Linked DNA regions of Homo sapiens: region 2 is linked to region 1. A link is a loop called in an ENCODE intact Hi-C map of the cell type or tissue named here. Cell type or tissue: prostate gland. All regions are shown on one strand. Links, peaks and the distances in the headings refer to the core of each region. The heading gives the core; the rest is flanking DNA.

The links. A loop is a pair of places that touch in the nucleus more often than their neighbours do. Peaks named below come from ENCODE experiments on the same cell type or tissue, not always from the same donor. Only the 100,000 strongest peaks of a DNase experiment are listed, where the experiment ranks them.
Region 2: a loop joins it to region 1, with 3 times the contacts of the local background. A loop is called at or near these places in 22 of 110 quality-filtered maps.

What each region holds. Positions count from the first base shown.
Region 1 is chr2:661,998-672,575 of GRCh38, reverse strand. TMEM18 (transmembrane protein 18) reads left to right here. Exons shown (of 5, transcript NM_152834.4): 4 at 2,726-2,819; 5 at 2,901-8,699. The coding sequence ends at 2,996. Among named protein-coding and RNA genes, the nearest start is that of TMEM18-DT, 10 kb to the left of the region's middle. In prostate gland, for the core only: a CTCF peak has its summit at 5,008; DNase peaks (open chromatin) are centred at 3,265, 3,805 and 5,045; H3K27ac peaks cover 1,586 bases.
Region 2 is chr2:732,755-745,910 of GRCh38, reverse strand. LOC105373480 (a long non-coding RNA gene) reads right to left here and starts at 6,426. Exons shown (of 5, transcript XR_007086128.1): 1 at 5,961-6,426. In prostate gland, for the core only: no CTCF peak of the experiment used is centred there; a DNase peak (open chromatin) is centred at 5,230; H3K4me3 peaks cover 1,449 bases; H3K27ac peaks cover 1,310 bases.

The sequences.
Region 1 (10,578 bases), core at 1-8,000:
CTGATGGCAGAGCCAGAGAAGTGGCCATGGGAATTTGAGCTGCAGAATAGAAACAGCAGCATTTTAGAGAACGTGGTCCGCGCTGGCCTCAGCCATGCCCTCCCCCTTGGACTGCAGGGTGGCTGCTCCATGGGGAGTCTGGACCTGAGTAGGGGGCTTCTGGGTGGTCTGGGGCACCTGCCTGCCTCATCCCCAGCCCCACATCCTGATGTCGGGGGGCACCGCTGGCAGCCCTGGCCCTGCGTCCTCTGCCCCCTCCTCTACCCCTGGCTTCATCCCAGGGGACTCGGAACCCAGCACCTGCCCAGGTTGAACCACACAGCCTCTGTCAAGTGAGACCCACGGACTGTTTTTGAGTGGCCTGTGAGCTAAAAATGGCTTTTACGTTTTAAAATATAAAACAGAAAAAAAGTAAAACTGCCAGACCCTGAGCAGGAAGGAGCTGAGACTGTGGCCTTGTGGCCCATAAGCCCTGAACACTGATCTTGGGCCCTCACCGAAAGGGGTTGTTGAGCACTCCCTGAAATCCTTTGCTTAGACCCCGCCTGGTTTCCCGAACCCTCCCCTGACTCGGCCTCCTCCTGCCTTGCTCCTCCCTGCTCAGCCTTTCCCTCCACGACAGCGTCCCTGCAGCACTGTCTCTGCCCTCCCTCCTCCCTGCCCTCTCTTTAGCCATAAGCGGCTCACTGGGGACCCTGCCTCTCCTCCCGGATGCAGGGCCTTCACATGGTTCAGTCCCAGGAGGACCCTGCCTCTCCTCCCGGATGCAGGGCCTTCACATGGTTCAGTCCCAGGAGGACCCTGCCTCTCCTCCCGGATGCAGGGCCTTCACATGGTTCAGTCCCAGGAGGACCCTGCCTCTCCTCCCGGATGCAGGGCCTTCACATGGTTCAGTCCCAGGAGGACCCTGCCTCTCCTCCCGGATGCAGGGCCTTCACATGGTTCAGTCCCAGGAGGACCCTGCCTCTCCTCCCGGATGCAGGGCCTTCACATGGTTCAGTCCCAGGAGGACCCTGCCTCTCCTCCCGGATGCAGGGCCTTCACATGGTTCAGTCCCAGGAGGACCCTGCCTCTCCTCCCGGATGCAGGGCCTTCACATGGTTCAGTCCCAGGAGGACCCTGCCTCTCCTCCCGGATGCAGGGCCTTCACATGGTTCAGTCCCAGGAGGACCCTGCCTCTCCTCCCGGATGCAGGGCCTTCACATGGTTCAGTCCCAGGAGGGGTGTTCAGTCCCTGGTGACCCTGACCTTGTCCAGAGGCTGGCACAGGGTCATCCTCCCCGAAGCCCTCCCACACCCAGCTCCAGGGTGCAGCACCTTTCTGGCCCCTCCCTTCCCTCTGGCCGCAGCCTCCTGTCTTCATGCTTCTCCGAGATCTCCTGGTTTCAAAAGCGCTGGGTTTCTTGCCTGTCCCACCTGTTGGACTGGGCACCAGGACGTCTAACAAACATCTCAAAATTCACACTTCAGTCCGACTGCTCTGCTCCCCCCTCTTCGTAGGGGCGGCTTCTCCCTCCAGCTTCTTAGACCAGAGACGTAACAGGGCATTGTTCAGGAAGCTCCGTCCCTCCACCTTTAAGATCAGCCACGAGCCCAGTGTGTTCCATGCCCTTCACCCCACCCTCGCCGACCCGCTGCTGACATGCAGCGGTCCCTAAGCCGTCCCCCGACTGCCCAGCCTCTTGGGCATCCTGGGGAAGCGTGGGCCTCAGAGCCAAGCACTGCCCCTCAGAACGTTCCAGAGTGTCCCCAGCTCCCCCAGAGTAAACGCGGAGTCCTGCAGTGATGCCCTGCGGCCTCCTGCCAGCTCTGTCCCAGCCGTTCATGGCTGTGCCTACGACTCCACGAGGCCCCCTCACCCCCGACAGGCTTCACATTTCTCTGTAGCAGCACTCGCCACATGCTTGGACTGGCTGCCTCTTACTTCTGGGCCTCCCATGGTATAGAGTGTAAGCGCCAGCAAGGCGGGAGCCCCATGCTCATGAGGTGTTGACCCACTGCCCACCATTACTAGCTGTGAGCGCCAGCAAGGCAGGAGCCCCATGCTCACAAGGCGCTGACCCACTGCCCACCATTACTAGCTTTGTTGATGGCATTTCCTGTGCTGGCTGCTGAGAGAATCATCAACACCCACGTGCAGATCCTCTGCCCTCCCTGGCGCTGTACCTTTGTGCAGGTGGAGATCTTCCGCCTTCCTCAGTCTCTTCTGCTAAAGAGGCACTGGCACTGACAGCAAGAGGACCTGCTATGAGAACCAAAGGGATGGAAGGGCCCGGCACCACTCCTTCCCAGTGCAGCTGTGGAGCAGACGCAGCTGCTGTCCCTTTGTCATTTACGGGGAGGGGATTATTGACGTTGTTACTCTGTAGGTTTTAAGGATTTCAAGTCATCAGTGTCTTCCAGCTAAGGTCAGATGTGCTGCTGATGACCCAGAGGGCTTGCAGGGTGACGTCTCTCTGCTGGGGGAGGCCTCGGGGTCTTTCCTGTGCTGCTGGGTGGTGTCTCCCTGTCCTGTGACCCAGTGTGTTTTCTTCATAATGAGCATTCATTGCATTTGGGACAGTACAGTGGAGATTACCGCTGCTCCCAAGGGTGGGCCCAGTGAGGGTGTTGCTCCCACCTCAGTCCACATCAGCTCTCTCCAAAGTCTTATCTAAATAGACGGTGTCACTAGAACTTTTTGGTTGTATTGCCTAGTAATTTTTTGTTTTTGTTTTTTAAACAGATTATTTTCGAAATACCAGTATTTCGACTCCAGGGGGATGTTCATTTCTATAGTATTTTCAGCCCCACTGCTGGTGAATGCCATGATCATTGTGGTACGTAGATGACACTTTCAGTTGTCTTTCTTCATGTGTATGTTTTTCAAATCTAAACATGTCTCAAACAATTGTGTTTAGGTTATGTGGGTATGGAAGACTTTGAATGTGATGACTGACCTGAAGAATGCACAAGAGAGAAGAAAGGAAAAGAAAAGGAGAAGGAAAGAAGACTGAGGGGCAGCAGCTGCTTGGAGTTTGCGTCCTTCCCGTCCACCCAGTGCAGCTCCCAGTGCTGCAGTGTGCGTGGCGTGGGCATCCTTCCAGCTGACTCATGGTTTGAAAAACCGTTGTTTTATTTAAATATCCACAGTGGTAGGGCACACACTGAAGTTGGCTTTTCAGCCAGCACTGAATGTATCCATCAGGACATGCGTCTTCAGGTGCCTGATCTTTGTAGTCAGGCTGTGGGAACGGTCTCTGCAGAGCTTCATAACTGGGAATTTGATTTGAAGAAGTCCATGTCATATGTGTAACTAGTACTAATTATAAATATAAAATACACAATATAAAATATGAAACTCAATAATAAACAGTGCCACCTGTACATGGGCACCATGCCCTCCTCCTCGTGCTGTGTTTTCTAGTGCATGCCACAGTTCGCAGTAGAGGGTGTTTTCACCTTCCAAGACATGGGGCAAAGTTTGGAGACACCTGGTTGTCACTGGAGGGGGTGGTGCTCCTGGCTTCTCCTGTGGAGCCCGGGGTGATGCATAAAATCCTGTGTGCCTGGGTCAGCCGCATCACAGACAATGACTTGACATGAAATGTCAGCTGTGCTGGGGCAGAGAGACCTTGGAAGGAAGCTCTTGGAAAATACGTTGTATCTCAGTTTGATGAACCAATTCACAAGAGGCTAGGCCCTCTCTAGCAAAGTTATGGGCTGCTTTACTGAAAACAGAATGGAAGCCCTGAAGTCAACACTCCATGGAGAAGCGTGTCTTTCCTAATGTCCTGGTGTTCTGTTGATTTAGGTGCTTGGGAACACAATGCTCCCAGTTCTGTTAGGACAGGCATACTGTTACTTTGCAATATCCACTTTATAAAATAGCTCCTGCCCAGTGGCTCTTGGTTCCTGTCAAATGTGGACCTGTAGTTTAAGAATGACAGGTGGTTAGAGACCCAGATATTTAAAAATAGGTGTTCAATAAGGGAATACTGATTGTGCATTGTATCTGGATAGCATGCCTAATTGTGCATTTCTGAAAGTTACCAATTCAAAATGTAATTGGAACAGTTATCTTTGATTAGACAAGCCTGGGAAGAGAATGTTGAGGTGCAGAGCTCACCAGCCAAGTTCATGCCCCTCTCGGGCCTTTGTGGCTGAGAAGTGGGACAGAAAGATGATTAAGGTAATGTGTCCTCCCTGTAGCATTGTCCAGGGCCGTTGTGTAGATATTTGACTTCACTGACAGAAAAGAAACCAGGGAGTTTGTAGAGACTGTGCATTTTTAGTATAACATTTTCACCATCTGATATGGTTTGGCTTTGTGTCCCCACCCAAATTGCATCTCAAATTGTAATCCCCATGTGTCAAGGGAGGGACCTGATGGGAGGTGATGGGATCATGGGGGTGGTTTCCCCTATGTTGTTATCATAATAGAGAGGGAGTTCTCACAAGATCTGCTGGTTTTAAAGACAGCAGTTTCCCCTGCTGTCACTGTCTCTCTCCTGCTGCCTTGTGAAGAAGGTGCTTGTTTCTCCCTCTGCCATGATTGTAAGTTTCCCGAGGCCTCCCCGGCCATGTGGAACTGAGTCAATTAAACTTCTTGTTTATAAAGTAATCCAGGTCTCAGGTAGTATCTTTATAGCAGTGTGAGAACAGACTAATTAAACATCTATATGTTATTTGGACTTAATATGGGGCCGTGTGATTGAATCTCAGTTTGCCTGTGATAAAGTAGTGTAACAGTATTGCTAGCTTTGCATGAATTTGATGCTGATGACATGTCAGTGTGAAACCATGACGTGTGGTCTTTGATTTTCATTCTGCATGTGTGTGTCTGTGTTTTGGAACAGTTATATTTTGGTTTTGTAAAAACAACCTTCACTTTATTTTTAACTGTGTAGTAAGTTTATATTCAATGCCTTAAAGTGCATTGTTAACAATTGTCTTGATATGTTGTCCTCATTTTAGGGAAAGTCATAGAAGCCAAAATGATCAGCAGTTGAGTAATTTACGAAAGCACAGGTGCAATCCCACTTTAAAGCACTGGGGGTTGCACAGAGCACACTGGTTTCAGGCTCCATAAATGTGGATGACTCACTGGAGAGCTTCATCTGTTTAAGTAGAACAAATGTTTTTACTCTACTGATAAAGTACAGGAAAGGAGGTTTGGGATCAAAATTATTTTTCACATTCCAAACCTGTGACACCTTACGTTTATCGATTGCTATGCAATAAAATACATCTTTAATAATATGTAGTATTTTTTTTTGTTTTTTTCAAAAAAATGGTATTTGTTTTGCACCTTACTGTAACTGGAAACAGGAGCACCTGGAACTTAGCTCCACCTTTGGCTGGCAGGTCCCTTTGCTGCAGCATCTGGTGCTGAGTTTTAACAAACAAATGCAATTGTGTCCTTGCCAGTAGAAGAAAGTCTACTTGCACAGATAATGTATATCAAATCAGAAAGCAATATGCAACCTGAATGGCTAGCTTCTGTGAGAAGTAAAGTGGCAAGGAAATGTTAACATGTTCTTGCCCTTTACAAAATAATAAATGTTAAAAAAAAAAAAAAAGGGCTGGGGGTGGAATTCAGGGTAAGGAGCTTCAGTGGCGCGAAGTTGAGTGGGATGCTTAAAGACAGACGAGAATTGCCGTCAGAGATATACCGGTCAGGCCCAAGCATCTTTTCCCTGGAAAAGAACTTCAGGCTTCCTTGTCTGGATTTCAGTGGAGCACCCTTCTTCTTTCACCAAGTTAACCAGAACATGTTTTCAGTGCAGCCTTCCCCTCTTTACTGAAGCCCCTCTTGCTGGTCGACTACACCAGCAAGTCGGTCCTGGGGAGGACGGGGCTGGGCTCCACATGCAGAGTTCTCGGAGGCAGGAAGGGAGCGAGCCAGGGCAGAGAAGAGCACCCAGGGGGTGGCGCTGCCCAGTCCCAGGATGGTGCGAAGATGTCTCCAAGCCCTGGTTGCTGCACAGGGAAGGCAGGATGGGGCGGCGAGGCCCACGCAGGCTGTGGGTGCCATGCGTTGGTGGCAGCTTGTTCCGAGTGGGGCTGGAACAGTTGACAGCAAGCATCCTCATCGGCCTGGTAAGCTTTCTAGCTCCTCTTCCTCCGATGTTCCAGTTTCACAGCGGCCTGTACAGTTAGATCTTTCCTCGCTTTGGGGGAAGGTGTAGCTATTATAGTCTCCGAATCATGCTGTCATTAGAAATTGCACAAGACCTATGCCAGGGGAGGCGCTGACTGGCACAGGCCCTGAAAGGAACCTGAGGACAGAGAAGGAGCTCCCTGCAGCCTTCAGGCAGCCAAGCAGAGGCCTAAGTCCAAGCATGTGGCCATAGGGTCTGCTCTGTAAGCCTCAGGGCTACTGCCTTCTGCTCCAGTCCTGGGCCAAAACACCCTTCAGCAGCTCCTGCTCCATCTGAGCGAGCTGGATGTCAGCCTCCATGGGCCCTGTTGTGCATGGGGTTGATGCTTCATCTGAGTGAGCTGGGCATCTGCCTCCATGGGTCCTGTTGTGTGTAGGGTTGATGCTCCATCTCAGTGAGCTGAGCATCTGCATCTCGGGGTTCTGTTGTACATGGGGTTAATACTCCATCCGAGTGAGCTGGGCATCCGCATCTCTGGGTTTTGTGTGCGTGGGGTTAACACTCCATCTGAGTGAGCTGGGTGACTGCCTCCATGAGTCCTGTTGTGTGTGGGGTTGATGCTCCATCTGAGTGAGTGGGGCATCTGCATCTCTGTGTCCTGTTGTGTGTGGGGTTGATGCTGCATCTGAGTGAGTGGGGCATCTGCATCTCTGGGTCCTGTTGTGTGTGGGGTTGATGCTCCATCTGAGTGAGTGGGGCATCTGCATCTCTGGGTCCTGTTGTATGTAGGGTTGATTCTCTATCTGAGTGAGTGGGGCATCTGCATCTCTGGGTTCTGTTGTATGTGGGGTTGTTGCTCTGAGTGAGTGGTGCATCTGCATCTCTGGGTTCTATTTTATGTGGGGTTGATTCTCTGAGTGAGTGGGGCATCTGCATCTCTGGGTTCTAGTTTATGTGGGGTTGATTCTCTGTCTGAGTGAGTGGGGTGTTTGCATCTCTGGGTCCTGTTGTATGTGGAGTTGATTCTCTATCTGAGTGAGTGGAGCATCTGCATCTCTGGGTCCTGTTGTATGTGGGGTTGATTATCTGAGTGAATGGGGCATCTGCATCTCTGGGTTCTAGTTTATGTGGGGTTGATTCTCTATCTGAGTGAGTGGTGCATCTGCATCTCTGGGTTCTATTTTATGTGGGGTTGATTCTCTATCTGAGTGAGTGGGGTGTCTGCATCTCTGGATCCTGTTGTATATGGGGTTGATTCTCTATCGGAGTGAGTGGGGCATCTGCATCTCTGGGTTCTGTTGTATGTGGGAGTGATGCTCCATCTGAGCTGGGCGTCTGCATCTCTGGGTTTATGGATCCCTAAGCCCAACTCACTCACAGCTTGGCCCTCCATGTGCTGGTCTTTCCTCTGCCTTACCCATGTTTGGTTATTTCTTATATAACATTGGATATCTTTGGAACAGGAGAAAATTGTTAAGTGTCAATTTGCTGCCCCTTTTTTCTGTAAGTCTATCTTCTATAAAGTAATGTAGTCCCTATTATCATGATGCTATTTCACTATATAACATTATTTTCAATGCCTGCATAGTAAACACATTGTAGGGGTATAGGCTGAATTTACGTAACCAGTTACTGATATTAGAGATGCAGAGTTTTTCTAATTGTTTTACTGACAACAGCAACACAGAAATCTCCAACCTCACATGCCTACATTTCCACTATTGACTTGGAATAAATTCTTACAAGTGAAATTTAGTCAACATATATAACTTTTATGTGACAGTTGGTAAATGTTGCTAAATCAATTTTCAGAAAGCATATGCCAATATTGGTTGTACATATTTCCTGAAATCCTTGTCTGCACTAAGTAGCAACGTAAAAAAAGAAACTTTTCTGAGTAATAGGTGAAAGTTTTATCTCACTGTTTTAACTTGTACTTCTGTGGTTACCTGTGAGGTTTAACGCTTTTCAAATGATTGTTGGTGTTTTGCATTTTTTTAGTGAATAATCTGTTCGTATTCTTCTTTGTTTTGCAATATGGGCTTTAAAAAACCTATTTCTAATTTTATGTGTTAAAATTGGTAACACATATAGGGCAGAAATATGTGTTACTAGTCTGTAGTTTGGCTTTGGCTTGTGTTGAAAAGGTTTTAGAAAGTCAAACAGTTTTTTGCTTTATGTATCATCAGGAACTGTGAAGAGCTGAGGTTCCACCTCCTCCCAAGCTGACAAGTGACCCTCGGAGAAGAACCGTGAAAACCTCACAACAGTGAAGTTAGTTTAAACAAGTTACAACGACAAACACATTGTGCCATCCTTATGATTTCACCTGTTACTTAGTTCACACTGATGGGTGGCTGGTGTTTAAATGCTTTCCAAGTTCATTTCATTTATTATACAAATGCCTGTGAAATACCCAGGCAGCATCATTGCTTCCTTCTCTAGCCTCCAAACCGAATATCCTTTTGCTCAAGCATCCAGGTAAAAAAAGGGGGACCTTAGGAATTGTGAATTTGAAGCCAGAAGCCATGGTTTACCTAGGAATGGATTTACTTGCCAAGAACTGTGACACCTTTATAAATAAAGTTACTCATGTTGGCTTTTTTGCTCTTTAAATTCTTCTCTGTAAGTTACTGATGTGACAAATCAAATAATAAATTTCAGACAGCTTATATATTGACAATACAAGAAAGTCCATCCAAGAGTCTCTCAAAGCATACCTGGCACATATTAGAAGCATGTAAGTTCTGAAAAGTACTGAGTGGACATTTGTGGGGCCTTGACTTCCCTGCCACTGTCCTTTGTAACCGATGACCTCAGGTTGGGCTGGGATGGGTTTGTGTCTCCCACCAACCCTAGGCCGCACACGGGGCTCTTGGGTGAGTGAGAGGCTTCCCCGCTGCAATCACAGTCCTGAGCAGAACAACAGACCGGAAGCAGCGCGGAGCCTGGGAGTGGAGGTGCAGCCTGGGTGGATGCGGGTTTCCCGGCTGCTTCAAGGGCACACAGCGCTTTCTCATTTCTTACCCTCCCAAGTCTTCACCATTGTCCTGGCAGGTTTATGACCCCCATCCTACAGGGCGTCACCTTTATGTCGACAGCACATTGAAATACGTATGCAATTAGTGGATTTTCCAGGGTAACAGCTGCAAGCTGTTGTGGAATTCTGCACATTAATACGTGGTCATTGTAAAAATGTGTTCATGAGAACTCTTGAGAGGTACTGACATGTCTGACGATAGATTCCGAGTGAAAACACTTCCTGTGATGACCACAGAACATGATCAATTTTATAAGAGCCTTGGTTCTCACTGGACATGGTGATGATGGCCTCGAATTTCAGTTTCCCTTCAGGAAAGGTATATAGGCATACTCGACATAGTTATTTATAAGATCACTGTAAGGATCAAAAGATATGTGTTAGATTCCCTAAACTGCACGTCTGTTAACGGCTTTGGTGGGGCTGGCGATGCGGTGGTGCTGATCTGATCCCCAGAATGATGTGGAGCATACAGAATGCGTCCTGTGCTGCTCACTCCAGGACCAGAATAGAGAAAAGGAAATGTGACATGTAGCTGCTGCGTGAAAGAGATGCCCGGCCCGACGTGGGGCCAGAGTCGTGGATCCTGCACAGGTTGGTCTCCTGAGCTGTGAAAGGGGAACGTCAGGATCTGGGGCCGCATACCTCCTTGGCTCTGCAGAGCTTTTCCAGTTCGTTCCCCGTTCTGTCTGAGAAAGACATCTTTTCCACTAACCCTCCAGAGGGCACCACAGCACCATGCCAGAGGCCCCTGTTTGGCTGCTTGGGGAAAATTTCTGTCACTTATTCAGAAAGAGAAGTCTAATATTTTTGATTGAGGAACGTCACCCGGAGCTGAAGGGAATGAGCCGGGAAGCACAGGGCTTCGGTTTCCTGTGTTCATTTGAATGAGGTTAACCACATCCCAAATCAGTTGTAAAGTCAGTTTTTACTGTCCAGAAACAGACCTAAATACATACACAGGTGAACACACAGAGTCACATGTGCACACATGTGAACACAGAGACACGTGCACACGTGAACACACAGAGACATGCGCACATGTCACAACGCAACGTACACAGTGCAGGTTTACATATACACTCTCACTTGTGCATGTAAGCTCACACTCATGCACATACCCACACGATACATGCAGCAGTGTACTCTCACGTGTGCACACGTGCACACATGTAGGCGCCTGGAGACATCACTGATTTCATTTTTCCGTTACATTAGAAAACACCCATGCTGCACCTGCACCCACACAGATGATGATGTGAATGAATAAGTGCATTTACATGGTCTAGTTTCAGGAATGCTTTTTTTTTTTTTTTTTGAGACGGAGTCTCACTCTGTCGCCCTGGCTGGAGTGCAGTGGCATGATCTCGGCTCACTACAACCTCCACCTCCTGGGTTTCAGCGATTCTACTGCCTCAGCCTACCGGGTAACTGGGATTACAGGCACCTGCCATC
Region 2 (13,156 bases), core at 2,129-10,128, 71 kb before region 1:
AAAAAGCTACAACGTTTAAAATGAAAACTACAGTGGATGGGAGGAACAACAGATTACACATTGCAGAAGCATATAGGCATGAAGTTGGAGACACAGCAAAAGAAACTAACCACAATGAAACACAAAGTACACACAGTCAATGTACATAGAAAAAAAAGATGCTATAGGAGAGAGAAACAGAAAGAAAGAAAAGAGCATCATGATCTGTGGACAAGTCCAAGCAACCTGATATATTGGTAATTGTCATCCATAAAGATGGAGAAAGATGCTGAAAGCAGATGCTTGGAGAAAAATGTTCCAAGTTACCAAAACAGAGACCATATAGCCAAGACAATCCTAAGCAAAAAGAACAAAGCTGGAGGCATCATGCTACCAGACTTCAAACTATACTACAAGGCTACAGTAACCAAAACAGCATGGTACTGGTACCAAAACAGATATATAGACCAATGGAATAGAACAGAGGCCTCAGAAATAACACCACACATCTACAGCCATCTGATCTTTGATAAACCTGACAAAAACAAGCAATGGAGAAAGGATCCCCTATTTAATAAATGGTGTTGGGAAAACTGGCTAGCCATATGTGGAAAACTGAAACTGGACCCCTTCCTTACACCTTATACAAAAATTAACTCAAGGTGGATTAAAGATTTAAGCCTAAGACCTAAAACCATAAAAACCTTAGAAGAAAACCTAGGCAATACCACTTAGGACAGAGTCATGGACAAAGACTTCATGACTACAACACCAAAAGCAATTGCAATAAAAGCCAAAATTGACCAATGGGATCTAATTAAACTAAAGAGCTTCTGCACAGCAAAAGAAACTATCATCACAGTGAACAGGTAACCTACAGAATGGGAGAAAATTTTTGCAATCTATCCATCTGACAAAGGGCCAATATCCAGAACCTACAAGGAACTTAAACAAATTTACAAGAAAAAATCAAACAACCCCATCAAAAAGTGGGCAAAGGATATGAACAGACACTTTTCAAAAGAAGACATTTATGCAGCCAACAAACATATGAAAAAAAGCTCATCACTGGTCATTAGAGAAATGCAAATCAAAACCACAATGAGACACCATCTCATGCCAGTTAGAATGGCGATCATTAAAAAGTCAGGAAACAACAGATGCTGGAGAGGATGTGGAGAAATAGGAACACTTTTACACTGTTGGTGGGAGTGTAAATTAAAAATCCACAATGGTTGTGTAAGTTCCACACAAGGAGGCGAGAAGGGAAGAGTGCAACCATGATCTTCCCATCCCGGAGGTGAGAAGGGAAGAGGGCGACCATGACCCTCCCATCCGGGAGGGAATTCATCGAAGGTCACCTGATGGCTGCCCATGGAAAGTCATAGATCCCAATATGGTTACACATGGAAGGAAAAGGTTACTGATAAGTCAACAAAAATGACACAATAAAACAATTAAAACGTTCAATCCAAAAGAATGCGGAAAAGAGGAAAGAATCATGAAGAACAACTGAAGTAAATAGAAAACAAAGGAAATGATATTTGTGGATGAAATTTGCGATGGAAAAAATCAAACCCTCTAAGTGATTAAATGAAAATGTCTAAACATGCCAATCATGAAGCAGATTGTCAAACTGGTTAAAAATGCTGTCATGGCATATCCCACAGTTGTTACTTAGTATATATTCTGTGATTCTGTGATTCTTTCAAATGTCACCCTTTGGATGCTTAGTTTACCAATCTCCAGTCTTTGTCTTTTTTTTTTTTTTGGCATCAGCATTTAATGCTTAAAATTATACATTTTACTTGAAATAATGCTTTTGCTAAATATAACAGCTTTTGATACATAGTATTTTCATTGCTAGACAAATCTTACATCTTAAAATTTTCCATTGTGTCTATCTTATGATTGATTAACGTGTAGAAGAGTTTATTTTAATTGCCAAATAGGAGGTTTCATTTATCTTTAGTTATTGTCCTTTAAGTACACTTTTTCAGAAACATCCTTTTAATCTTGTATTATAGCAAAATACATAGTGAATTTTGTATAGTATTCTTAAGGATTTTAGAAAATCAATTCTCTAATTTGGATTTGTATGCCCAATAAATCAAAGTTTTAATTGCCTTGTTTAAGTCTTGTATTTTTGACTATCTTTTATTATCAAAATTGAGGGATATTTAAATCTCCCCAATGTGACAATTGATTAATATAACCATGGAATTCTATCAATCTGTGGGCTTTAAACATACTGAGGTGATATTATTAGATGAGAAAATATTTAGAATTGTTTATCATTCCTAGTGGGTCTCATGTTTACTAGTATGTACTGGCATTCTTTATCTATAATAATGCTTTTTGTCTACCTCTATTTTCTGTCTTTTCTTTTCAAATAATTATGTTATGTGCCAAATTGTTCATTATAGTGGCTGCATCATTTTGCATTCTTGCCAGCAGTGTAAGAGAGATCTGGTTTATCCACATTCTCACCAGGACTTATGTGTCTTTCTTTTTATTTGAGCTGTTTTAACAAGCATACAGTGACACCCCACTATGACTTTAATTTGCATTTTCTTAGTGGGTAACAATGCAGTCATTTCATGTGTTCGCCATTCCCGTATTAATTGTGTTGGAATATCTCTCCAAATCTTTTGCCCATTTTCTAGTTAGATTGTTATATTTTACTGTTGCATCTTGAGAGTTCTTTATATATTTCACAGATAAGCCCTCCTTCAGATGTGGTATATGCAAGTATTTTCCCCCATCTGTAGATCTTATTTTTGTTCTTTTAATAAGGCATTTTACAGAACAAATATTTCTAATTTTGGTGGAGTCTAATTTATAGGCTTATTGTTTTATAGATTATAGTTGTGATGTGTAGTCTAAGGACTATTCCTTTACTTCTAAGTACTGACTTTCTTTAAAGTTAGCTACATAAAATTGTTTCCCAGAAAACACCTCTTTTCTCCTTCAGTCACTGTCCTGTGTTTCATGATACACCTCTGGATTAAATATTTACCTGGTTCCAAAGATGGCAGAAATCCTAACGATGTAATTTCAAAAGGGGATATCGGCCCTAAGACATACTTTTTTTGCATTTTGGGAATACCAAAGAAAGAAAACATAAAATGGGAACTGCTTTTAGCAATCCATCTAGTGAATCACTTTACTACTCAAAATTTAAAAAAACTCAAGATGGAGCCTTGCTGGAGCTTCACCTCCACAGGCGAGGGCCACACACTTCTCCTGTGATGCTTTCCATCTGCCTCAACAATCTCCTCTCTTCTCTCTATTTAGAGTGCTCTTCTGTTCTAAGTTCAGTTCTCAGTGCTTCTGAAATTAAACGAGTCAAACTGAATATTCACTTTCAAACAGTGAATATGTTGAAATGGACACAGGCCAGAACTCAGATGTCCATTCTTGAAACCACACAGAGGCTGCATTCCCACTAAGCGATGGAGAACCCGGGCTTGGGGGCTGTGCCCTGTGTGCATCACAAACCCCGTCCGCTTCACGTAGTGTAAACTTGGAAACGGTCTCCAAGACGGATTACAATTTACTCACCACTCCCTCCACAGACTCCCACCTTGCCACATTCTATTTTCTGTATCCCCTGTGTGCATTTTGTTAGACTTTTGAGCATGTTCTCAAAATAAAAGTTACTTCTCTTACATTTTAGCCCCGTTCTACTGAGTTGGCAAAATGACCCAGGGTTCCTGTGACGGTGACGAACCCTGACATGCAGGTGAAACCCGAACACACTGGAAAACTCCGGAAACGCTTCCAATACTGCTCCTTGCAAACGCCTGCCTCAACACTTACTGGGAAAACACTCTGGTTGACCTAATTCTCACGTTCCCTTTCTCAAATCAAAATAGGAAGAAGAATGATCTAGAGAGAAAATAAAGATGTGCTCTCGACCCAGCCATCCGCCGTGGGAGTCGCCACCGCACCCAGCAAGTCACTATTGACTCACAATTAAATAGGACTACTTAGAATCTCACTAGATTCCACAGCAGGTACAGCAGTAAGAAAGTGTGCGTCGTAAAAACACCAGGGGCCCCTTCCTCAACTCAGAGTGAGGGCCCACAAATTTAAACGTCTTCTCTATCACCTGGTAATTTCGGTACCTTGTGTAAATCCACTTTTCCCTAGACTGCCAATGATTCTTTCCAAATCTGACAGAAACCATTAAGACATAATTTTACAAAACTTTTCCAATGCACCAAGCTGAACCCTCTCCTCCTTTGGCGGGGAAGGAAAAAACAAAACAAAAACCTCCAGGTCCAGTTTCACATAAACCAAGCAATGGAAAAATTGTGTTTAGGTTTTCAGGTCCTCAATTTAATTCAATGCATTTAAATTGCTATTTTACTCAGTGAATATTTTGTAATTTCTTCCTCACTTGTATCACATCAATATGGGAAGCATATTTTTAGACAAAATATAGAGAATTTCTAACAGAATTTTGAACAACTTTCAGTGCAAGAAGCAGTCTGGGAGAATTCCCAAAACATTATGGTGATTTCTGAGAAGAATAGAAACTTGGATAATTCCATAATTAAAGACCCTGTATCTTTTCTCATTGTACCCACCCACACGTACACTGGCATATGTCCCTCCACACATATGCATACATAATGCATGCATGATGATTATACACGTGTGGGTGCATGCCGTATGTCTAGAAATTGTATAAAATTTAAATCTGCTCCACAGGGTTGCTGACTTAAATAAACACTGTGCAATTCTTGAGGAATAAAACGGTGGCCGCTTTTCTCCGCCTGTTTGATAGACTTACAGTTTCTGGTCTGGGCTGACCTACAACAGTACGTTTTGCCCACTGCCTTTCAGTCGTGATCAATTTTCTCCAGTTACTGGTGCGTTGATTTTCCATATCTTTTGTAACAAATGACCAGACATTGGGCAGCTTGAACATCTCAAATGTATTTTCTCACAGCTCTGGAGGCCAGAAGTCCGACGTCCTCCTCACTGGGATGAAGTCGGGGTGTAGGCAGGGCCGCGCCCGCTCGCCGGGCTCTAAGGGAAGATCCTGGCTGCCTCTCCAGCTCTCCTGGCTGGGCCCCGCCCCCTCGCCAGGCTCTGAGGGAAGATCCTGGCTGCCACTCCAGCCCTCCTGGCTGGGCCACGCCCCCTCGCTGGGCTCTAACGGAAGATCTTCGCTGCCTCTCCAGCTCTCCTGGCTGGGCCGCGCCCCCTCGCCAGGCTCTGAGGGAAGATCCTCGCTGCCTCTCCAGCTCTCCTGGCTGGGCCACGCCCCCTCGCCACGCTCTTAGGGAAGATCCTCGCTGCCTCTCCAGCCCTCCTGGCTGGGCCACACCCCCTCGCTGGGCTCTAACGGAAGATCTTCGCTGCCTCTCCAGCTCTCCTGGCTGGGCCGCGCCCCCTAGATAGGCTCTGAGGGAAGATCCTCGCTGCCTCTCCAGCTCTCCTGGCTGGGCCGCGCCCCCTCGCCAGGCTCTGAGGGAAGATCCTGGCTGCCTCTCCAGCTCTCCTGGCTGGGCCCCGCCCCCTCCCCAGGCTCTGAGGGAAGATCTTCACTGCCTCTCCCGCCCTCCTGGCTGGGCCACGCCCCCTCGCCAGGCTCTGAGGGAACATCCTCGCTGCCTCTCCAGCTCTCCTGGCTGGGCCGCCCTCACTCGCCAGGCTCTGAGGGAAGATCCTGGCTGCCTCTCCAGCTCTCCTGGCTGGGCCGCGCTCCCTCGCTAGGCTCTGAGGGAAGATCCTCCGGGCCTCTCCAGCTCTCCTGGCTGGGCCGCGCCCCCTCGCCAGGCTCTGAGGGAAGATCTTCACTGCCTCTCCCGCCCTCCTGGCTGGGCCACGCCCCCTCGCCAGGCTCTGAGGGAACATCCTCGCTGCCTCTCCAGCTCTCCTGGCTGGGCCGCGCCCCCTCGCTAGGCTCTGAGGGAAGATCCTGGCTGCCTTCCTGGCTGGGCCGCGCCCCCTCACTAGGCTCTAACCCAAGATCCTCGCTGCCTCTCCAGCTTTCCTGGTGCCCGCAGTGCTTGGCTTGCGGCTGGTTCACTCCGATCTCTGCCTCCCTCTGACGAGGCCCTCTGCGATTCCAGTGGACCCCCCAGGACAGTCAGCTCCCATCTTCAGGCCCTTCGCTGAGCCCACCTGCAGGGTCCGTGGAAGGGACATTCACAGGCTCCGCCGACTGCAACATGGGTATCTGTAGGAGGCCATTATTTAGTCTACAATAGGGCCACTAACTACTCTCTAGTTTACATTCAAAATTTTTCTTACTTACATGTTTTTTTTTTCTGTGACTGCTGCATGGGGACATGAAAGTAATGAATAAATAAAAAGCTCATTCCTCCATGCACCTGTCACTTTGGGTCCTGTGACTCCAGCTCCCCACTCCCTGGCCCCCCATTCCCCTGCCTCCTGCACAGCAATGACGCACGTGTATGTCACAGGCACTAAGAGGACACATTTCAAATCTATGGCCCCAAAACAGCAAGTATGTGAGGCGCAGTGTGTGATTGGCTTGAGTTAATCCTTCTACACTGAAAACATACGTCATAGCATCGCATTGTGCTCCATAAATATCATACAATTATGATTTGTTAATTTAAAATAATGTAAATTATAAGCAAAACATAATTAGAAGCCTAGCGGTAAAGAAAATCCAGGTCTAAATGGCTTTCATGAAAAATTGTTCTAAGTGTGTAAAAGAAATAGGGCTCAGCTCACATCTCATCTTCCCAGGATAGGAAAAGAGGAAACGATTCTCGCCTAATGTTTTGGGGAGAGAATAGCATGGATGCTGAAACCTGGAGTTCACTACAAGAAAGAATTATCATTTAATTTTTCCCCAAAAAGTTGTTTTTTGGGGGAAATTTTCCAAAATTTCCCAAGAAATGTAAAAATAGCTAAACAGTTTAACAAATCACCATACAGTGAAATTTTAAATCAGAATAACACACTGTGATCAGGCTGTGTATTCCGGAAAATAAGGACTGTGTAATGACCAAAGATCAACAGAATCACTGATGTCTGCAAAAATAGCAGAGAGGAAAATCCAAGGTCTGTCCCTTCACAGAATCACTGAAAAAACTGAGCAAAACGGTCAGAATCAACTTTGTCAGAACTCTAGAAACACCGAAGGTTTATAGTAACCAAGCAAATGCCTGAGAGATTCACCACAGACGTAGGAGGCGTCTGTAAAAACACCTGCCCTGCCCCAGCCCTGAGGCCAGGCAGCAAACTTGATGTTTCTATTACTCTTGAAATATGCAGGATGTTTACAGACTGCACAAAAGAAAATAGAAATTATTAGTAAAACCTGACATTTAAAAACAATGGTTCAGTTGATGATAAGATAGAAATAAATTAATTCTATACTATTTCCATTATTTCTAATTATATGTGTGAATATATAGTACAGTTAAATTGTAAATCTTTGATCCAAGACATACAGCATTTAAACACAGCAGATTTCCTTTTCTGATATTTCAACACATTCCTAAATTGATACAGATAAATTGGTTACAAATTAATGACTACTTTAGAAAATCACCAACTAGTGCTATAACACATGAATAGATTTTAAAGTAACAAAATACAAAACAAGTAATTCATATCGGGGTAGAATACATGAAATTATCTAGATAATTCAAATATTAGAAAATTGGACATCTCATCTACAGAGTATACTTGCATTTCTATAACTAAGTTCATACATTAGCTAATTTTCACATAGTATTTACATATAGTATTTTTAAAATGTCTTAACCATTTTTTCTTTCTCTGGTCTAAAGGGAGTATATCACGAATTATATCTTCAGTTAACCTCAAATAAAATTTCTAAAGCTCCTAAAACAAATCTAAACAGAAATAACAGGAATGGTTTTAAATAGAATAAGACTTTTACTTAAGACATTTTTTAAGAATGTGGAAAGATAAGGCCCAGCACAGTGGCTCACGTCTGTAATCCCAGCTACTTGGGAGGCTGAGGCGAGTGGATTACTTGAGGTTGGGAGTTTGAGACCAGCCTGACCAACATGGAGAAACCCTGTCTCTTCTAAAAATAAAAAATTAGCCAGGCATGGTGGCACATGCCTGTAATTCCAGCTACGTGGAAGTCTGAGGCAGGAGAATCGCTTGAACTCGGGCGGCAGAGGTTGCGTTTGAGCCAAGATTGCACCATTGCACACCTGCCTGGGCTATAAGTTGATAGATATGAATATTTAACAGCATGAAATTTCATTTCTCCATAATGATATATAAAAACAACAATTCAAGAACTCCAAAAGGATTGATAATGGAACTAGATAAATTGATTCTACGATTTGTATGTGAGAGTAAAGGATCAAAACCTGCCCCGGCGTATCTCAGAAGAACAAGGTTAGGAAACTACTTTGCCAGGTATCAAGTAATAGAAATCACTATTGCCTAGTCACAGCACGAGGGGAAACAAACAGATTAGAGAACACAGAATAGAACACTAGGAATTGAGCATCTCATACATTCAAACAATGTAGCGCAGACATATTATTGTATATCAGTGAGTGAAAGAGGTTCCTGCAGTGAACAGTGCTGGAACGCCTGGTTATCAATATTGAAAAAATTAACTTGGATTCCTACATCTTATCTTGCATTTATTTATTCCACATATAATAGGCATTTTAATTTGAAAGGAAACCTAAAATATCTGCAAGAAAGTATGAAAATATCTTTATGAGCTGAGGATAGAAACATATTTCTTCAAATAAAAAAGCATGAGTCATGCATTAAGAGCTTGCTGACTTAGCACATTAAAAATAGAAAATTCTATTAATCAGAAAACACCATTAGAAGAAATATTTGAGCTGCAGATTGAAGAAGATAAGTGCATGACATATAACTGACAAAGCATTACTGTTGAGAATATAAAAATAATTACTGGGAGTTAATCTGGAATAGAAACACAGCACTGTGTGTGTACACCCATATACACACAAATATACAGACATGCATGTGCATACATTCCAGATACAAGGAAACAGAGGCCAATAAGTGTTTGAAAAGATGTTCAATGACATTGCAACCAGAAAAATGCCAACTAAAACCAAAAAAGCTATTTCCCCCGCATCAGACATTAAACCTCCTGCCCACAGTGTGCATTGGCGAGGAAGTGGAGGAAAGGGAGCCTCAAGCTCTCCTGGGGCAGGGACTCTGGGAAGGTGTGATTCGGTTATTTACTAAAGTGGACAGGTGCATCTCCTAAGACTCAAGAAACTCACTTGCAGATACAAACCCTAGACACACCCTTGCATGTGTGCCCCAGACATGGCTCAGGAATGTTTACAGCTGCGCTGCTTTTAATAATCCAGTGTTGGGGAGGCCTTCAATCACTTGTAGAATGGATAACATCTTGGGTATTTTATGCTAAATAATGTTATAAACACATAAAAATAGAGAACTATACTTTTGTGCCTCAACATAAACAGCAAAATGAGCAATACATTGTTTAAGGATGAATAGGTAGGTAGATGATTGATAGATAGATAGATAGATAGATAGATAATCGATAAATGATAGATGATGGCTAGATAGATAATAAATGAATAAATAGATGATTAATAGATATATACCATATAGATAAATGATAGATGGATAAATAGGTGAAAGAAAGATTGATAGATGATAGGTAAATAATAAATAGAAAGCTAGATGATAAATAAATCCATAGAAAGATGATGGATAGATATTAAGATAGATAGGTAGACAGAAAGACAGTAAATTATCCTGAGTTCTCTGGAGCTCAGCGGATTTGCTGACTTTGTATTGGGGGTGCAATCCCAAAAAAGTAAGATGAGGGAAGTGGAAGTGAGGCCCCTGGAGTTTGAAAGTGCAAACCAGAACAGTTCAGGGGAAGTGAGGCCCCTGGAGGTGGAAAGTGCAAACCAGAACAGGTCGCTGAGCCCCAGCTCTGCAGCTGATGAGACGGGATGAACACGTGGTCTCATGGGGGAATCCAGGGGAGTCACTGGTGGGGAGGCGTGAAACAAGCTCCCTGATTCACCTCCCAGGGGCCCACTCCTGCCTCTCCTGCAGTTCCAAGCCATGAGGTCAACCCCTCAGGAACCAAGGGGGAATCCAGCCCAGGGCCTCTTTTGGAAAAGACAAAGACATGCCAGGTTGTGGGTCATTAAAGCCATGGTTTCCCTCAGCTGCTAGCAATGACTGCAGGGCAAAGACTCACAGGCTCAGGTGGGATTTTAAGCAGAAGCTTCCTAACTCTCCCAGTGAGAGGAATGTGTCCAATTCACACAGTCTCCAGCACAAATGACCAACGGTTCTGTTATCATAAAACGATTCTGCTTGCCATAAATATTTACAATGTGTTGTGCACATTTTACAAAAGGTCGTGTTTGCCAACCCCCTGTCTTGTCTTAGTCCACATTCTGTTGCTATGACTGAATGCTGCAGTTTGGGTAATTTATACAGAATTGAGGTACCTTCACACTCTGGAGGCCGAGACATCTGAGAGGGAGATGCCAGCATCTTGGGAGGGCCTTCCTGCTGTGCCATGGCCTGGCAGGAGCCATGAGATGTGCCCTTCCTCACTTCCAGAGCCACCAGCCCCTTCGGGGGGGCCCCACCTTGATGACCTCATGGAGTCCCAGTTCCCTCTCAAAGGCCCCACCTCCAAATATCATTAACATGTGACTTAGGGGTTAAATTTCTAACACAAAATTCAGGGAACACAGTGAAATCAAAGCACATCCCCAGGCAGCTGCTACAAAAGTCAGAGCATCCTGGGCCCAGCTGGGCAGAGAGTCCAGCACTTGGAGCTCCAGGTTGTGGATGGGAATAAGAAAACAGTCCTCACACACAAAAGAAAGCTCATTCCAAGAATCAAAAGACAAAAAAATTGCAACAATCACAGAAAATATAATGCAGAATAAGGGTGTTGATATAAGACCTTACATACATGCTGTGTTACTGCTGTCAATAATGTAATCAATTTTCCTTTTACAACTAAAACATCACGGCATATACAAACCGATTCTAACTATACTCTTGGTTCATTTTCTGTTGCTTATAACAGAATATTTGAAGCTGGGTAATTTATTTAAAAAGGAATTTGTTTCTTACACCTACGGAGGCTGAGGAGTCCAAGGTTGGGGTCTGCATGTATTGAGGAACTGTGTGCTGATGGAGGCTTTGCCAAGTCAGAGGCGGCGCGGGAATTGCATGGTCACGGGCTGAATGCTAAGTGCTCACTCAGGTCTCTCTTCCTCCTCCTGGAAAGCCACCAGTCCCTCTTCCATGGCAACCCATTAGTCCATGAGTCCATGTGTGGCAGGACAAGCCACAGACAAAACCCCTCAGACACCGAGTTAAAGAAGGAAGGGTTTTATTTGGCTGGGAGCTTTGGCAAGACTCACGTCTCCAACAACCGAGCTCCCTGAGTGAGCAATTCCTGTCCCTTTTAGGGGCTTACAACACTAAGGGAGGCCGCATGAGAGGGTCATGATCAGTTGAGCAAGGAGAGGGTACAGGACTGGGGGCTGCATGCACTGGTAATCAGAACAGAACAGAACAGAACAGAACAGGACAGGGATTTTCACAATGCTTTTCCATACAATGTCTGGAATCTATAGATAACATAACCGATTAGGTCAGGGGTCGATCTTTAACCAGGCCCAGGGCGCAGCGCCGGGCTGTCTGTGTGTGGATTTCATTTCTGCCTTTTAGTTTTTACTTCTTTCTTTGGAGGCAGAAACTAGGCATAAGACAATATGGGGGGTGGTCTCCTCCCTTACATGGATGGAGGAATCCATTCATGAGCTTCCAGGATGCAGTCACCTCTTAAAGTCCTCCCTCAATGCTGCCATGCTGGGGATTAAGTTTCCACGAGATCTTTGGAGTGGACAGACATTCAAACCATGGCCACGCTACAGTGAAAATTTAAAACCAGCAGACCATCCATCTGCATTCGTTTTCTATGGTTGCTGTGACAAATCACCACACACTGTGATTTGCAGCAACACAAATCTATCATCTTTCTGCTCAGTAGGTTGGAAGCCTGATGCAGCTCCTGGGGGCTAAAGTCCAGCACTGTGAAGCTGCGTTCCCTTCTGGGCTCTGGGCAGAAGCTGCTTCTCAGGGTTTCCAGCTTCCCAAGGCGTTCACCATCCTGGGCTCCCGCCTCTCCTCCAGCTCCAGCAGCCCCTGAGCGCCCCTACGCTCCCCGTGTGGCTGCAGGGTCCTGTGGCTGCGCTGGGTCCATGTGGACAACCCAGTGTGGTCTCCCCTACATCAAGCATGTTGAGGAGCAACCTCCACTCCCTCCATCCGCAGCCTCAGCTCCTCTGCACAAACCCACACAAACACAGCTGCCAACCATCCAGAGAAGGGCATGTGTGGGGTGGCAATGATCTGCCTGCCCCATTGTCTTTGAGGTTATTTTAGGGGTTGGAACAATAAATCACAAATAATATGAATCTATGTACTGATTTCGCTACCTCTGTGTACTGTCTGCATCACTCTGGGTTTTCTGGCTAAACAAAGCCACTGTGAACATCACAACAGTCATGGGGTTTTCGTAGAAGGAATATGGGTTCAGGGGGCGTGGGAGAAGCGGGTGAGGGGGTGGCTGAGGCTCCGAGATTTGCTCCCAAGGATCACCCATGTGGGAGCTCTGGGAGCCTCTGAGGAACCCACCACTGGCCTCAAGGCATGAGGCAGACCAGAAGGTCCCGGATGCCCAGTTGGCTGTGGCCCCGCCTGGCGCCCTCCCTCCATGTCCCCGCAAGCCCCTTCCCTGAGCAAGGGCAGCAGAGAGTCCCTGGAGAGCAGCTCCTGGTGCCCCCTGTGCCGTGACTTCCCCGCGCCGTGACTCCCCCGTGCCGTGACTCCCCCCGTGCCGTGACTCCCCCCGTGCCGTGACCCCCCCCGTGCCGTGACCCCCCCCGTGCCGTGACTCCCCCCGTGCCGTGACCCCCCCCGTGCCGTGACTCCCCCCGTGCCGTGACCCCCCCGTGCCGTGACCCCCCCTGTGCCGTGACTCCCCCTGTGCCGTGACTCCCCCCGGGCCGTGACCCCCCCGGGCCGTGACCCCCCCGGGCCGTGACTCCCCCTGTGCCGTGACTCCCCCCGTGCCGTGACCCCCCCCGTGCCGTGACTCCCCCCGTGCCGTGACTCCCCCGTGCCGTGACCC